2 separate regions of the Homo sapiens genome follow, and region 2 is linked to region 1. A link is a contact called in ENCODE Hi-C or POLR2A ChIA-PET data. All regions are on one chromosome and are shown on one strand. The core of a region is the stretch at or near the end of the contact, and the rest is flanking DNA. Distances in the headings are between cores, read along the strand shown. Region 1 holds the start of LINC00673 (long intergenic non-protein coding RNA 673). Region 2 holds the start of LINC00511 (long intergenic non-protein coding RNA 511).

Evidence for each region. A loop is a pair of places that touch in the nucleus more often than their neighbours do. ChIA-PET counts read pairs that join two places held with the same protein, here RNA polymerase II (POLR2A). Pooled maps may share reads with other maps.
Region 2: a map of PC-9 shows a loop between it and region 1 (8-fold over the local background). The contact joins the promoter of LINC00511 here to the promoter of LINC00673 in region 1. A Hi-C loop is called at or near these places in 8 of 168 maps with a recorded cell type or tissue (CD4-positive, alpha-beta memory T cell, Caco-2, HepG2 and 5 more), 1 of 37 single-sample maps with no recorded cell type and 7 of 50 pooled maps. POLR2A ChIA-PET finds 5 or more read pairs at or near these places in 18 of 52 experiments (A549, CD4-positive, alpha-beta T cell, CD4-positive, alpha-beta memory T cell and 14 more).

What each region holds. Positions count from the first base shown.
Region 1 is chr17:72,590,535-72,595,574 of GRCh38, reverse strand. LINC00673 (long intergenic non-protein coding RNA 673) reads left to right here and starts at 2,771. Exons shown (of 4, transcript NR_152516.1): 1 at 2,771-3,372. RefSeq lists a silencer at 2,644-2,693.
Region 2 is chr17:72,637,815-72,642,854 of GRCh38, reverse strand. LINC00511 (long intergenic non-protein coding RNA 511) reads left to right here and starts at 2,383. Exons shown (of 5, transcript NR_033876.1): 1 at 2,383-2,484; 2 at 4,005-4,108. It overlaps LOC105371887 (a long non-coding RNA gene), which reads right to left and starts at 2,180. Exons shown (of 4, transcript XR_934961.3): 1 at 2,137-2,180; 2 at 1,762-1,932; 3 at 26-227.

The sequences.
Region 1 (5,040 bases), core at 1,522-4,021:
TTCTCTGAGCTGTGACAGTTTCTCAGACTCTCCTGGGTTTTGGCGAACTTGACAGTTTTGAGGGTTATTGATGAGGTGTTTTGTAGACCATCTCTCAGTTGGGGTCACTGTGTGCAGCCAACGCTTAAGAAATGGGGAGTTATACTCCACTTCCTGGAGGGCAGTGTATTTACATACATTTTTTGAAATTCTTCTGCACAGATTTCTTTTCCTCTGTGTATTTATTTTTCCAATCACCTAATTATATCAATATGAACTCATGAATTTTTTTATTACTTTGGTTATAATCTAATACCACTTTACTTAAGTTGTTGTTCAAATGGTTCCCCCACTTTGGCGATTAAGAGCTCTTTCAGTTGGTTTCTATGTCCTTCTCTCGTGGCCCCACCATTGTATGGTGTGTATGCTTGTGTGTCAGTGTGTTTTAGCACTTTCTTACTTTCTGACACTACGAGGTGCTCCAGGCTCATCTTGCATATTTCCTGCCCCAGTCCTAGAATCAGCTGTTTCTCCAATGAGCTCTGGTTCCTTCTGTTGGACAATAGTATAAAAACAAACCTAGGTGCTAAATGATCGCTTAGATCCAGTGCTCATTGCTACTGGGCTGCCATTGCTTCTGGACCCTCTTAGCAGAGAGAGAAAGGAGATATATGTGTGTGTATGCTAATGCATGTACACATACAATTCTTATTTTTACCTCTATCTAGCTATGTATGTATGTATGTTTGTATCTGTCATCTCTATGTTATGCTAAACATGGGTTTATACCTCTCTGGATGTTTTAGGAGCAAGGAAGAGACATGATTCCAGCTTTACCTGGGGAAAATCAATCTCACAGCAATGAGAAGAAATAAATGATGAGTTAAAATTAATTTCTATATTTTTCTAATTATTCAAGTGACTAATGTTTGGTGTGCAGAAATTTAAGAAGACTGAGGACTAGAATGAATTATAACGCAGGAGAAAACAATAACCATGCATAGTCAGCAAGAGGCACTGATACCATTTTGAGACGACTGGATGCCCTTTCGTATGCTAGGAATATGCAGCCCGTGTTCTGGAAAGTGGGGAGAAGGTCAGGCGGCTCCTAGCAGCAAAGCTGCGTTATCCTCAATATCCTGTAGGGGAGGGTTTAGGGAGTTCGGATATCCCTGCCTTTGACATTCATCTTGGCCTCAGTTTTTCTCTTACCTGGAAGCAAGAGAGGAGTTGATTGTGAGTTCAGAGTGGAAATGGTGGCCAATCCAGACCCTGCACTGCCACTGACTCTCCGGGAATGTCAGCGCCAGGTGAGAGCCAGGATTCCAGGGCCAGACCTGAGCTTGTCCATAGCCTGGGACTTGAATGGGGGGAAACTTGGGCACAGTGGCAGGTGGAAAATCAAGTCTGTGCTTCAGGGGCATCTAGGAATGCCCTGTCTATCTTCTCCCCTCCCCAACCCCATTTACCCAGGTGCCTCCTGTTACTTTCAATACTAATGCCTTCTTTTTTTTTTTTTGAGACAGAGTCTCACTCTGTTGCTCAGGCTGGAGTGCAGTGACGCAATCTCGGCTCACTGCAACCTCCGCCTCCCGGGTCCAAGCGATTCTCATGCCTCAGCCTCCTGAGTAGTTGGGACTACAGGCATGCACCACCACGCCCACCTAATTTTTTTTGTATTTTCAGTAGAGATGGGGTTTTGCCATGTTGGCCAGGCTGGTCTCGAACTCCTGACCTCAGTGGTGGGATTACAGGCATGAGCCACCACGCCCAACCTGATGCCTTCTTTTTCTGACCATTTCCTCTCCAGCAATCCCACCGTGGCCACAGGAAAACCTGGCCCAGGAGATTCCAATGTTCTTGGCTTCCCCTCCTGTCACAGCCTCAGTGATTTTGTGATTTCATCTTGCTTCTCAGGGCTTGCTTTTATCAAAAGGGTTGGTTAGTCACAATGGCTGTTAATAGGTGCAACAAGGCATAGAAGACCTGTTAGGGGTTGAACTTTTCCCCCTACAACTCCAAAATATTAATATATTGCAGTCCTAATCTTCAGGACCTCCAAGAATGTAACCTTATTTGGAAATAGGGTCGTTGCAGATGTCATTGGTTAATGATGAGGTCGTACTGGATCAGGGTGGGCCCCTTATCCAATATGACTGGCATCCTTGTAGAAACACCACAGTGTGAAGAGACAGAGATTCACGCAGAGGGAAAACTATGTGAAAAGATACACGGAGAAGACCGTGTAAAAGGTGGAGGATGAAGGTAAGGCAGTTGCAAGCCAAGGAACGCCTAAGATAAGGAACGCCTAAGATAGCCAATGACCACCAGGTCTCAGAGAGGCCCGGGACAGATTCTCCCTCACTGCCCCTAGAAGCAAGCAACCCCGCTAACCCCTTGATTTCGGACCTCTGGTCTCCAGAAGTGGGGCCCAGCTGGGATAACCTGACTCTAGGGCCACCAAGGTTTGTCATCCTGGGCGGCATTCGGGGCTGGTGTGACCCACCTTATGCACAAAGGCCAGAATAGACCTAGCGGCATTGACAATAGGACTGGAATGCCAGCTTTGTCTGTGAAGGAAGGGCGCAAGGGAGGACAGCTGTGGTGGGCAAACCCTAACCATTTCCATCCTTGTTTAGCTTTTGTTCTGACTACGACAGGACTACGTAGTCGAACTACGACTCCCAGGAAGCCGTTCGGCCTTCCCCACCCCCTCCCCGCCCACCCCGCTCCGCCCCGTCCCGGCGCGGGTCCGCCTGGTATATAAGGGCCGAATGGCCCAGCCGACTGCAGGGCGCGCAGGCGGCGCGGGTGCGCGGTGCGGCGCTGGTATCCAGAGGACGCGGTCACCGCCTCTGGCATTTGTCGTTCTGCGCTTCTCCGCAAGGACCCTCTGTTAGGCAGGCGCCCACCGTAAGCCTCCCGGGCCTTGTGAACCTGCAAACCCAAGTCTGAGAGACGATCCGCCTTCAGCGCTTTCCAGCTTGGCAGAGAGGCTTTCCCGGCGGGGATCTTTGGTTGGCGCTGGCGATGCGCGGGGAAGAAAGGCGAGGAGCGGCGTCCAGGCTGGGTGATGTCCCAGCACGAGTAGGCGGGATGCGCTCGCTTGGTCCTCCGGGCGCCCGGTCCCTGCCCGCGTCGCGCGCCCACCCCTGGGGACGAGAAGGCGGCCGCCTGAGGACCCCCGCCCGCGACCTCCGCGAGTCTGGAGCGCAGAGGACAGGGTCTGGCTGCTCTTTGGCCTTGGATGGAAAGTGGGGAATTGGGTGGGGGGCTGCGGACCCCTTAACGTGGATTACTTGGTGTGTATCAGCTGGGCTCAGAAGACCCACGACCTCTTCTCCATCCGTGGATTGATTTGTTCTGCTTAACAGCTGGGTCGCCAAGCTGGAGGTAAGTTTCCCTGCGGTTCGGGGAAGGGATCTGATTTACTTTCTTTTCTTTCTTTCCTTTTTTCCTCCGCGTCGTTTTTCGAAGGTCTCGAGATTCCGGGTTGAAATTTTTGTTCTTGTAATTGACATCTTCTTGGAGGTCATTTTAGTCATCCCCCTGCCTCCAAGCGGAGCTGATTCACCTGGGACACGGTGGTCAGCGACCACCCCATCCTGGGCGTTCTCGGCCGTTGTCCTTCAGCCTCTAGCGCTGCCAAGCCTTGGCTGCCTGGAGGGACCGAACCTCAGCTGGGGGAGACGCCCCCGCGTCCTCGGCGCACCCGCTCGGCCCCTTGCACTTGCCTTAACGCCTGGGCGCCCTCCGGGCTCCGTTACTTCGGGAGCGGTGCCGCCTCCGTGAGCTCCTGGCGTCCGCCCACTGGCGACCGGGGACGCTGCTGGGGCGCAGCGGTTGGAGAACGCGACTCAGCCGAGCCCCTCTCACCGTTGGGGCTAGGGGGTGAGCGGGGGCGTTTGGCAAGCAGCTTTCCGGCGAGGACTGGGCCACCCGTCAGGCTGACGCTGGTACGCGTTTGGCCAGGGTGTGGACGGGCTTTCTGAATAGGTGGGAGGTGGCAGGAATTCAGTCCAGTGAGACCACCCGCCACCTCCCCTTTCCGGCGCAACTTGCTAATGGAAGTCGTTTCTTGGCCAATGTGGGGAGAGGGCTTACGTCTTGAGTCTGGAACTGAAAGCATACCGCTTCTGTATCCATAGCTTCCTCCTCCCCTTGTTCTTTTGTGTCTGCCCTGTTTGGGGGCAGCGCGATGCCTGTCACTGAGTAGGCACTGAATAGATGTTTGTTGAATGAATGACTGAGCGACTCCACCCTTGGCGTGCAGATTAACCAGGGTCCTCCTTTTCCTTCTCCCTCCTTGGCGATTGTCCTCACCTCCAGGACCTATCTAGGTTTCCTGAGGATGCTTTCCCAGAGGTGGGATTCCCTCCTTCGCCCCTCACCCCTCTCCTGCAGCCTGTGGGTTCGCATTTAGAACCTGTCGGTGATCCATTTCCCACCCAGCAGTCCCTTCTGCATAGGAATCTGACGCTGTCAGGGATCACTCTTGGTCAGTGCTCAGGGTCCCAGCGTCTCCAGTGAGCACTGCTCCAGGAGCAAGAGAAAGTAAAGCAGCACCGGAAGAAGAAAAGGCAGTGCATAGTGGCACGACCCCCTACCCTGGGAGCTGGGGCCCTCGGTGCCCCTGGTCCCATGCAGGGTTTGGAACTGCCCAGGTTGACACAGCACCTTACCTGCGGCCCTTCCCCACCCTCTGCCCCCACCCCAGTTCTGTGCTTAGACTGACTCCGGGAGAGGAAAGGTTGAAACCGCCAGGCAAACTGATAACCAACCCCACCACTCCTCCTCCCTGTCTGATTTTAAAAAGTAATCCATGCTCTTTCTCTTTCTTTTATAGAAAACTACACAAAAGTGCCCAAAGCAGGAAAAACATCCAATTCACACAGTAATGCTGGCAATTTGATATATTTCCTCACTGGTGAAATCCTGCAATGTATACAACTTTTTCTCCTCCTCTTTTTTTGTGTAATTTTATTTGAACGTTTCCCCCATGTCATGACGGCATGGTAACTGTATTCTGCTGCAGGCGTTGACTCATAATTGGCTTGGCAA
Region 2 (5,040 bases), core at 1,134-3,633, 48 kb before region 1:
TATAATGCACTTGTGCCTTCAGTACCTGGTTAGGAGCTAGTCCCACATAAACCATTTCCAGTTGGTAATGGGATTTTATGAGTGTGTCAGATGGCCCAGTACATGACGGACAGCTTGGGTTGCAAATGACATGTAATACATTAGGGATAATCACTTGGCGTCCAGTGGTCAGTCCAGCTCAGAAGTCACTCCCAGCTTCTCCTGCTAGCACAGTCAATCCAGAATCTCTGCAATGTATATCAACAACATCAGACCAGTGTAAAATGATACCTTTCCACCCATTTATTAAGCACCCTTAGTTAGGAAAATCCCAAAATCATGTTGGTTTCTAATCTTGATCCTCGCTGGTTTGAGCTTGCCATTGTCCTTCTTTCTGAAGTGCTGGGATCTAACTGTCCATTCTGGAGACAGTCGAGGGTAATGCATGAGAACTGGCTTGCTCTTGCAGTGAGACTGCAAAGGATGCAAAGAAATGGCAGTGTCGTTACGAAGTGTGTCAGAAGACTGGAGAAGAGGGTTTCCGCTGACGAAGGAGGCTCTTTGAGGACTGGGTGATTCAGAGAACTTCAGGTTTTCCAAATCCTCTCATTTGTCTCCATTTGGATTCTCTGGGTCTTATCCCTTCCTGATCAATGCTTCAGCAAGGCCATGATTTTACCAGTGTAGAAATGTGGCCAGTCCTGTGGATCAAATTTTACCTTTGGTTTTCCCTTTTTGTTGTTGTTTTTTCTTTTTGAGACAGAGGCTCGCTCTGTCACCCAGGCTGGAGTGCAGTGGCACGATCTCAGCTCACTGCAACCTCCGCCTCCCGGGTCAAGCAATTCTCATGCCTCAGCCTCCCGAGTAGCTGGGACTACAGGCATGCGCCACCATGCCCGGCTAATTTTTGTATTTTTGTAGAGACGGGCTTTCACCATGTTGGCCAGGCTGGTCTCAAACTCCTGACCTCAGGTGATCTGCCTGCCTCTGCCTACCAAAGTGCCAGAATTACAGGCACGAGCCACGGTGACTGGCCGTTCTATTTTCTCAGTTGTATGGACTCAAGAGGGAAGAGGGTATTTCAGAACTGTCATAGGAAGCCCTTGGTTTGGTTTAAGTCTCTTCCTTCAGCTGGTAACTTCGGGACTTGAGCTTGCCAGTGTCTTTTTTTAAGCTGTGTGGCATGGCTTAACAGGACTGCCTGGCCGGCGCATCTGTAATCCCAGCACGTTGGGAGGCCGAGGCGGGCGGATCACGATGTCAGTGGATCGAGACCATCCTGGCCAACATGGTGAAACCCCGTCTCTACTAAAAATACAAAAATTAGCCGGCGTGGTGGCGTGCATCTGTAATCCCAGCTACTCGGGAGGCTGAGGCAGGAGAATCACTTTAACCCGGGAGGTGGAGGTTGCAGTGAGCCGAGATCACGCCACTGTACTCCAGCCTGGCGACAGAGTGAGACTCTGTCACAAAAAAAACAGGACTGCCTATTGGGCCTCATATGCTTGACTGTTTGATGGCAGAAACAACTCATTGGCTACAGGCTTTGCTTTGAATGGACCCTTCTTCCAGGTGACCGGTATGATGAGAAGTAGAGAGGTAGGGGCAGGTGTCAGCGTCTGGATCTTCTCTGGGATCCCAACAGAAGACATTTTCGTCCTGCTGTGCTGAAGACGGGACCGGAAGGCCATTGCTCAGGTATTCACTCTACCAGACGGGGCTTTACGCTCCCACCACTTCCTCGAATCCCCCGTGAGGTAGATATTATTATCCTGACTTTACCTGTGAGGACAGGAACGCAGTGGCGGGGTGGGTTCTCACTGTGCGTGGAGGCAGCAGGACGCAGAAATCGACCTCCCCCACGCGCCTCGCCAGCAGCTTTCAGTTTCGTGGCCCAACGCCCTGCACTGCACGCCTCTCCTCTGGGATAATTGATAGTTGAATCTGTGTAAGCTGGAAGCAAATGAGAGCCCAGCGGCTGTTCTTTCCCATTCCTTTTAGATTGAGGCAAAGGGACAAATCTGCGATGTGAATAATACAGCTCCAGGAATTTTTATCAGCGCGCCCCACGCCCGGCCCTGCCTGAGGGTCTTTCTAAGCCACAGGCGTCCCTTCCCAGGTCTTGTCTCTTCCCTTCCGCGAATGCCCTCGGCTCACCCAGCAGGCAGGTGTGATCCGGCTCCGCGCTGGGGCCAGGTGAGGCCGGGCTGCCTGCCCCGGTGCACGTTCCCAGGGCGCGGCGCCCAGTCGGCGGGGCCTGCGGGCTGGGCCTCCCCGGGGCGCCGGGCGTGGCGCCGGGGGCAGGTCCCCGGGCTGCCCTGCAGGGCGGCCGGCCGGCGGCCAGCGGCTGTTTACCTGTGCAGGGCGAGGCGAGACTCGTGGCGGTGCCGGGGCTTTGCACGCAAGGGGCGATGCGCCCCGGAGGGGGAGGGACGCAAGGGGCGACTACTGTTACCTCGCTTGGAGATACCAAGGCCGGTCGGACCCCCCGCTGGCCGAATGTGGGTAGGCTGCCCCCAGTTTGTCCCTTCCCAGGGTGGATCCAGATTTGGGGGCCGGAAGTGTATACAACGTGGGGAGCGCCCTTTGGGAAAAATAATACAGAAGTCCCAGTACAAGCTTAGGTGCAGGGCTTTTTTGGAAGGGGGCCTGTGAGTGAGGGTCCCCGAAGCCCAGGCTTCCTTGGCTTTTAGGTAACCTCACCTCTGAATCAGGGCAGGGAAGCCTGAGGTGCTCGGGGGTTTAGAGGCTTTCCAGACACTGCAGGAACCCTATTTAGTTAATTCACTTTTCCTTCATCTTCCACACACCCCAGCCCAGCACCTGGGAGAAGGGATGGCGCTGTGTTCAGAGGCAGGAGGAACCCAGCCCACAATTGTGCTTCTCTCTCCTGCCCTGGGAAGAACTAAACCCATCTTCCTCCTCCTTCCAGTAGAATGCGGGAGGCTGGGCCTGGCCATCCAGGGCTGAGCAAAACAGTAACCCTGAACCTACCTCTGGATTCTCTCCCGCTCTCTGACCTTCTAGCTCTCAACCCAGTGAAAGTGTCTGGACTCTGCCAGTGGCTTAATAGGGAAAGCGTCCTGGGGAGCCACCGTCTGTCCCCAGGGACTGTCACTGACCCCTCAGAGGTCCCCGATGGGGCTTCTGATGGAGCTGCTCGGACCCCAGACCTTCAAGAATCCTCAGGGTACGAGGCTACTGCCCTCTGCCCCAAGACAGGGAAGATGTGTGTGGGTGGAAGAGCTGGAAGTGTCAGAGGCATGTGAACCAGAACAACTCCATCTTAAATAGGAGCTGGGTAAAATGAGGCTGAAACTTACTGGACTGCCTATCCAGGCAGTTAAGGCATTCTAAGTCACAGGATGAGATAGGAGGTCAGCACAAAAATATGGGTCATAAAGACCTTGCTGATAAAACAGGTTGCAGTAAAGGAGCTGGCCAAAACCCACCAAAACTAAAATGGTCACGAGAGTGACCTCTGGTCATCCTCACTGCTACACTCCCACCAGCACCATGACAGTTTACAAATGCCACTGCAATGTCAGGAAGTTACCCTATATGGTCTAGAAAGGAGAGGCATGAATAATCCACCCCTTGTTTAGCATATCTTCAAGAAATAACCATAAAAATAGGCAACCAGCAGCCCTTGGGGCTGCTCTGTCTACAGAGTAGCCATTCTTTTATTCCTTTACTTTCTTAATAACCTTGCTTTCACTTTGCACTTTGGACTCACCTTGAATTCTTGCGGGAGATCCAAGAACCCTCTCTTGGGGACTGGATCAGGACCCTTTTCCTGTAACAGAAGAGCAACTGCTTTGTGTGGCCCAAGGAAAGATGTGTGATTCTTTGTAGAGGGTGAACCTATGGACCTGTATCCCAGCATCCCCACAGCCCGTGATCCTCCCCCAGATTAAAAGATCAGCTTGGAAATCATGCGGGGTCTTTTCTGATATAGTCTCCATTCTCTGGTGCACTATGAGCCACAATGATACATTTCTCATTGGCCTCCCTCCTCCTGGCAGGGAGCGAGCAGATCCAGCCTGTTTGGACGTGGTGAGGACCCAGCCGTGGGGTTTAAGGCCAAGTTAGCCTCTCCCTTCACTGATTACAAGAGCCATTGTTACAGGTGAGTCTTTGTCCTTAAAGCTCCCAAGATGGTGGCGAGCCGCTCCCATGATGGGGCAGGCAGCTCCCGAGATGGCGGCAAGCCTTTTGTTCTCCGACCTGAGGTTCTTGGCGTCACCGATTCCAAGGAATGGAACGTTGGGCCATGCGGTGAGTGTTATAGCTCTATTAGAAGCCGTGGGTCATGGAAGAGAACCATGGAACCCAGTGACTAGTGTTCAGCTCGATTAGGACGAACCCGGACACTTAGCCACGCAGGAACAGTGGTAAGCCTCTAGCCCGAACGGGAGTGGCAATGGGCGCCTCACTGGATCAGGAGCACAGCGGACACCCTGCTGGATCTGGAGGGGTGGAAGTCAGCAGTGGGTCTACGACAGTGGCAAACAGCAGTGGTGGACGGCGAGTGAAAGCTCAACTCGAGCCGTAACAAACACAGACCAGAAGAGTGTGCAGTTGCAAGATTTAATAGCATGAAAACAGAGCTCCCATACAAGGGAGGGGACCCAAAGGGGGTTGCCTCTCCCTGCTCGAATGCCTGGGTTTATATCCCTATCATCGTCCCTCCCCCGGTGCTCTCAGGCAATATATGATTTGAGTATTTCTTTACCTCCTGCTTTTAGCCTAATTTGTATTTTAGTGAGCCCTCTTTACTACCTGATTGGTCGGGTGTGAGCTGAGTTACAAGCCCCATGTTTAAAGGTGGGTGCGGTCACCTTCCCCAGCTAGGTTTAGGAATTCTTAGTCGGCCTAGGAAGTCCAGCTAGTCCTGTCTCTCACCATGACCTCCAAGAAGCCCAGGATGCATCAGGGAAAAGTGGAAACGTGGGGCAAGCCTGGGGAGCACGCAAAGAGGGGAGGCCCTTAGCCAAAGCTTGGGTTCCACTTTGTAGTTGTGCAGGAAGGAGGTCAGAGGTGTACCCTTTCTCTGACCTT